Linked DNA regions of Homo sapiens: region 2 is linked to region 1. Evidence: chromatin contacts called from ENCODE Hi-C data. All regions are on one chromosome and are shown on one strand. Each heading gives the region's core, a stretch centred on a gene start or an enhancer-like site at or near the end of the contact. The rest is flanking DNA. Distances are from core to core; before and after follow the strand shown.

Region 1 (3,023 bases), core at 168-2,667:
TGAACCAATTGAACACTAGCACCTTCTGACTTAATTCTTGCATCTTCTTTCTGCACATCAATGAATCCAACTGAGGTAAAAAAAACTTTCTGTGTTCTGCCATGGCTATAACATAGACATTTCTCAACTGGGCTGTTGATCAGTATCATCTATGGAGTTTATTTAAAAATCAGAAGGCTCCATTTCTACCCCAAAATAGAAATCTCCAGGAGTGGAGCTTGAACATCTGTATTATTTACAAACACCAAGGATAATTCCAAAGTACAGCAAGAACTGGGAACCACAGATTCAGGTGAGTAAATCTCCTTTTCCCTCCTGCCTTTCTCCCAGTCTCTTTCTAGTCTCTTCAACCTCCAGTCTTCTAGTCCTTCAATGCCTCCTCTAATACTTGCCAGATAAAGTGCAAACTTTTCCAAAGCCCTTTTCATTCTGATCATGACTACATTTTCTAGCCTTATCCCCCTTTCTACTCTTTCTCTCTCTCATACCTACCTCTCTGTTCAACCTAACCTCTGAAACCATAAAAAAAAAAAATCACTCATTCCCTAAAATGCTGTTATTTCACGCCTCAGAATTGCCCACGCATTTCATTCTTTCTGGAGCATCTCACGTCCTCTTCTCTGCTTTAAGATCCACACAAATGTCACCTCCTCTGACATCTTCCAAGATAGCCCATGTATTTAAATAAGCCATTTCCTTCATTACATAGTATCTTTATTTTAGCAGGTATTACATAATATGTTACCTCTGTACTTGCCTGTCCACACCCTCTAAACACTGGTCTTGGCAGGAAGGACAGTGCTTTGTTTATCTCTTTAAGTTCAGTCAATGTGTTTGGAATATAAGACACACAAAATTATGAAAGAAAAGGGTAATCTTTATTACAGTGTCTTTTAAGATGGCATATTTAAAATGTTCTGATTGGCTCTTGATCAATTTTAACTTTAGACCCCTAACTCAGATCCCATGGCCCAATTTGAAATAGGTTAACAGAAGTATTAAAGTTTTAAGTGAATGGTGACAAAAGAAAAGTTTATAACAAAGCCCTTGATTTAGGTAAATCAGATAAATTCCATAACAGAATTCAGGGCAAACCCTAAGGCTAGTTAAAAACTAGAATCCTAATTTAAGGCAGCCAATTCATTGAGCTGCTAATAAGATTTTGTTTATGAGAAAGTGCCTGGGGCTTTTTAAAGGGGTTCTTCAACTAGAAAAAAGGGAAGTAACATCAGAAAATCCCCCAAAAAAAATCAAGAAGGAAAAATTCCCATGAAACCAATACTACTTAGTCATGAGAAAGTGTTATCAATATGGACCTGAATGTTGTCTATAATAGCAGTGCTCTAGAACACCAACCTATTACAATTGCAAAACCTAGATAAACCATTCTCTAATCACAGGTCAAGAAGTAGACTTTCCATGACGTATCAATAATGAAAAATAACTATATCCTCACATCTTATACTACCTACCACAGTGCCTAGCAAATTAGAAAGGTTCAGTAACTTTGAAAAAAGAAATAAGCCTTTACCTATCACGGGGACTCAGCCAAGAAATCTCGATGGAAAGGGACTTGCCCACCAACTCACAATAAAAATAAGCTCTAAGGTGTTCTTTCAATGGTGGTTTCCACTGCAATGTGCCACCAAAACCACAGTATTGAAGTCCAAAGTATTTTTGTCTGAATGTAAATTTCTCTGCGTATAGTTTCCCTTAGAGAAAATGAAACCTGCCTCTCTTCAGAAGTTACTCAATGCTTATGAGGACAGATTGATGTTAAATACATTTGACACAGGCTTGATGCCCACAGTGCAGCAAAACACTAATGGAAAGATGCAATGGAATCTTGAGGGTGTGACTAAGACATATGTAATCAACTATCACAGGACTGGAATGATAAAGTACCATATTTCCTACATATCTGGTAGACCTCCCTGAGGTATATTCTGGGTTCTCAACATTATAATGTACATTGCAGAAAAAGATGAAAAGTAGATTAAGTCATATCCAAGAATCCTGAGAAGGAATATTGCTTAGAATAAAATATACAAGTAATAAGATAAATCTAAGAGAAAATACAGAAAGAAATGTGTAGTCTGATGGAGGAAAATACATATAAAGCACCAAAAAGTAGTTCAAACAGAATGTCTCAGAGTGCTTAAAGTGAAAGAGAAATAATAATAGTTCTGATATGACAAAACTGAATGAAAAGCAGAGTAATCATAATAATAATGGCTAACATTTATTGACTGCTTACTCTGTTCTGAACACTAAGCATTTTATATGCATCATTACTTGAATCTTCCCAAGAATCCCTGTTTCACAGATGAAGAAATTGAATCTTAAGAGAGCATAAATAACTTGACAGGTCATACAGCTAATCACTGGTAGAACCAGAACTCTAATCCAAGATCCTTATACTCCTAACCACTATGCTATCTTGTCTTAATAAACTAAGTTAAAAGAAGTTTGGAAAGGCAACCTGGATTAAGTTTCCTATGCAATACCCTTAAATCACTTAAAAGAGAAAAAAAATCCAAAATGTAGATATGCTAAATATTCTGTTAGCAGTTTGAAGCCTGGGAGTCAAAACATGGCCTCATAAGAGGAGGGGTCAGAATTAGAAGTTGGCTCATTGATTTAAAAAAAAAAAAAAAGAAAAGAAAAAAAGACTTGAGCACACAATTACAAAGAGCTGAGGCTGGGCACAGTGGCTCATGCCTGTAGTCCCAGCACTTTGGGAGACTGAGGAAAGCGGACCCCTTGAACCCAGGATTTCGAGACCATGCTGGGCAACATGACAAAACCGCATCTTTACAAAAAAATACAAACAGCCAGGCATGGTAGCATGGGCCTGTGGTTCTAGCTACTCAGGAGGCTGAGGTAGGAGAATGGCTGAACCCAGGAGGTCGAGGCTGCAGTGAGCCATACACACCACTGCACTGCAGCCAGGCTGACAGAGCAAGACCCTGTCTCATAAATAAATAAAAATAAAAATAAATTTTTAAAGGCCTATGTATATT
Region 2 (3,023 bases), core at 388-2,887, 500 kb after region 1:
TCCCTTGCCCCATGGATGGAAGCAGTTGTCCCCTCTGTCTAGCTTTACAGACACTTTGCTCAAGCATCAGAGCAGATACAGTATTCAAATGGGATGCCCTGAATAATATGTCTTCTTTAGGCATCAGGCAGGAATGTCTGAAGATGAAAAACCCTAAAACAAGTGCACAAGGGCCTTGTTGATGTTTCTAAGAATAGCGCTGGGAGAATCTCCTTGGCCTAGCCTGGAAAGTCATCATTCATCCTGGGTTGCGGGGATGAAGAATCCTGCCAGTGTCATTCTATATACTCTTTTCTGATAAAGATACTTTGTTAAATGTAACTCAGTGCAATTTGATTTTATATCCTTAAAAGATTTCTTTCATATGAACAAATCCACAAGGTAAAAAAAAAAAAAGTTTTGGCCGGATGCAGTGGCTCATTCCCGTAATCCCAGAACTTTAGGAGGCTGAGGTGGGAGGATCACGAGGTCAGGAGATCAAGACCAGCCTGGCCAACATGGTAAAACCCGACTCTACTAAAAATACAAAAATTAGCAGGACGTGGTAGTGTGTGCCTGTAATCCCAGCTACTCGGGAGGCTGAGGCAGGAGAATCTCTTGAACCAGAGAGTTGGAGGTTGCAGTGAGCCGAGATTGCGCCACTGCACTCCAGCCTGGCGACAGAGCAAGACTCTGTCAAAAAAAAAAAAAAAAAAAAACCCTCCACTTTTTTTTATTTTTAATTTTTATTTATTTAATTAATTTTTTTGTATCATTATTTTTTTTGTGATGGAGTCTTGCTCTGTCGCCAGGCTGGAGTGCAGTGGTGCGATCTCGGCTCATTTCAACCTCTAACTCCCTGGTTCAAGAGATTCTCCTGCCTCAGCCTCCCAAGTAGCTGGGATTACAGGCACACGCCACTACGTCAGGCTAATTTTTGTATTTTTAGTAGAGACAGGGTTTCACCATGTTAGTCAGGATGGTCTCAACCTCCTGACCTCGTGATCCGCCCGCCTCGGCCTCCCACAGTGCTGGGGTTACACACGTGAGCCACCGTGCCTGGCCTAAAAAAAAGTTTTTATTGTGTCCTCAGTGGGGATCAGAAAATATAGTTACTGTGTTTTTCCTTCTGCATTCTGTCTGAAATTATGTCTTATTTTTAAATTTATTATTGAATGCCGCATACTGTCATTTTGTTTCCTATCTTGGATCAGGTTGTAGGTACTGTGTGTGAGTGTGCATTTGTGTGTGTGTGTGTGTGTGTGTGAGCGAGAGAGAGAATGTTGAATTGAGGTCTTTCAAGGAAGGGTTAAAGAGCCATGTGCGAATGAGCTTCTGTTCCACGGCAGGCATTTAGAATCACGGTGCTTAGAAGACGTGGTATAATGATAGGCTGCTGGTGATGATATTGCTTCCCTGGGACGCTTCAGGAAGGGTGAGGAGACTAATTGGCTGGTCTGGCAAACAATTCAAGATGAGACCAAAAGGAGGAGCCATCTGCTGGCAGGAAGTAAATGGAAATTCACCTTAGCGCTGGCCCTTCCACAGTGGGTGCACAGATGGTGACAGGCGGAACCCTTAGGGAGAGAGCGAAGGCCCTCATCTGCCAAGAGAGGAACAAAGGGGATTTGCTATTGCCTCCAGTGAACAGCCTCTTCTTTCATTTTGAGATCATGTAAGGAGTTTGCCCACATCACAAACCTGTTAGTATGAGCTTGGTGGCCTTGGGGAGTTTCCAGGCAGTATTACTGTGTAGAACTAAGAGTGAGGCTTTAGAGGAAGCAATGGAGATGGAAGTAATTGGTTTAAGATCCTGGACATGGGCACCCTCTAATCTGGGATGACCTCATGTGGCTGTGCAGCACAGAACAGCAACGGGGCTCCATTGACATGCAAAAGGCATTTCCTCGACACTCCCCCTCCCAGCCCTGCTGCAGGTCCCAGTCTGCACAGTGCTTCAGGGCAGACCTCCTCCTGACTGCTTGTAAGTTGAACCTTCGATTCAACTTTATTCCACCTGCTCAATGTAGTCCTTCGAGTTTCCAAGCAGGAAGCATTGCAAGGGCGAGTAGCTGCTGCAATAAGCCCTCATTTCTGCAAAGGAGTGGTAGTGTATGTTTTCCCAATATACCCACCTCAGATATAGTAATTTCTAAACATATCAGTGGAAACAGAATAAAACCTCTTAGATGCAAATTATCTTGGTTGCAAGGGTAAGGAGTAGGGGGGAAACCAATATGAGTTAATAAAAGAACTGAACATACTTAAAATAACATGAAATTTTTTCCCTCTAATTCCATGAGAGGTTAGACATGTAATTTCTTTACACTTGAATACATTGAGAGAATCAGTTAGGATAGCACTTTTTAAAATTTTTAATTTTCTGTCTGAAAGCCATCACTGTAAGGACTATTACTGAAAATTTAAAGGCCAAATATTTAAACGATATGAAAAATATACCATCTTGCTTAACAAGAAGTCCTGAGACAGGACAGATGCAAAGTTCGTCAACTCAATGGCTTAACAAGGTTAAGAAAGATTTGGGCTGTTTACAACCTTCCTATTCCGTTCTCACTTAGCAGGGCAGTTTTGAACCACCAGGTACCTCCCCTCATGGTCACAAGATAGCAGCCATGGTTCCAGCCATCTCACACAAATCCTACAACATCCTTTAGATGAATATTCCCTCCGTGTGTGTGTGTGTGTGTGTGTGTGTATGTGTGTGTGTGATCACAGAGGAAAAAACCTTCCCCAGGAGTACCTCATATACATACAGCTTAAACTGCTAAAACAAAAAAACTAAAAAATACGATGGTTCAAAGAAGAAAGCAATTTATTTTCTTTTCATGTATCAGTCCCAATGTATGTAAGTCTTTCTGTCTTGCTCTGCCATTCTCTGGAGTCATGTGCTTGCTTGAAGCTGGATTAGCAGTACCACCCAGTGTGCAGAAAGGGATTAAGAGAGAAAGTAAAGAACAAGCATTCTCCTTCTTAAAAACATGGTCTAGAAATTAGACTCATTATTTTTTTCTCACATCCCATTA

What was found. Hi-C counts contacts between places; a loop is a spot of excess contacts on that map. Pooled maps may share reads with other maps.
Region 2: a pooled map shows a loop between it and region 1 (2.0-fold over the local background). The contact joins two enhancer-like sites. A Hi-C loop is called at or near these places in 2 of 37 single-sample maps with no recorded cell type and 7 of 50 pooled maps.

Annotation. Positions count from the first base shown.
Region 1 is chr12:96,569,950-96,572,972 of GRCh38, reverse strand. All of the region lies in intron 19 of CFAP54 (cilia and flagella associated protein 54), which reads right to left. Among named protein-coding and RNA genes, the nearest start is that of CFAP54, 82 kb to the right of the region's middle. Within about 2 kb of position 1,417, at least 2 of the 41 ENCODE cell types and tissues checked have a DNase peak (open chromatin) inside an H3K27ac peak, as active enhancers do.
Region 2 is chr12:96,069,610-96,072,632 of GRCh38, reverse strand. No RefSeq gene overlaps it. Among named protein-coding and RNA genes, the nearest start is that of TRD-GTC2-8, 35 kb to the right of the region's middle. RefSeq lists an enhancer at 876-1,376. Within about 2 kb of position 1,637, at least 2 of the 41 ENCODE cell types and tissues checked have a DNase peak (open chromatin) inside an H3K27ac peak, as active enhancers do.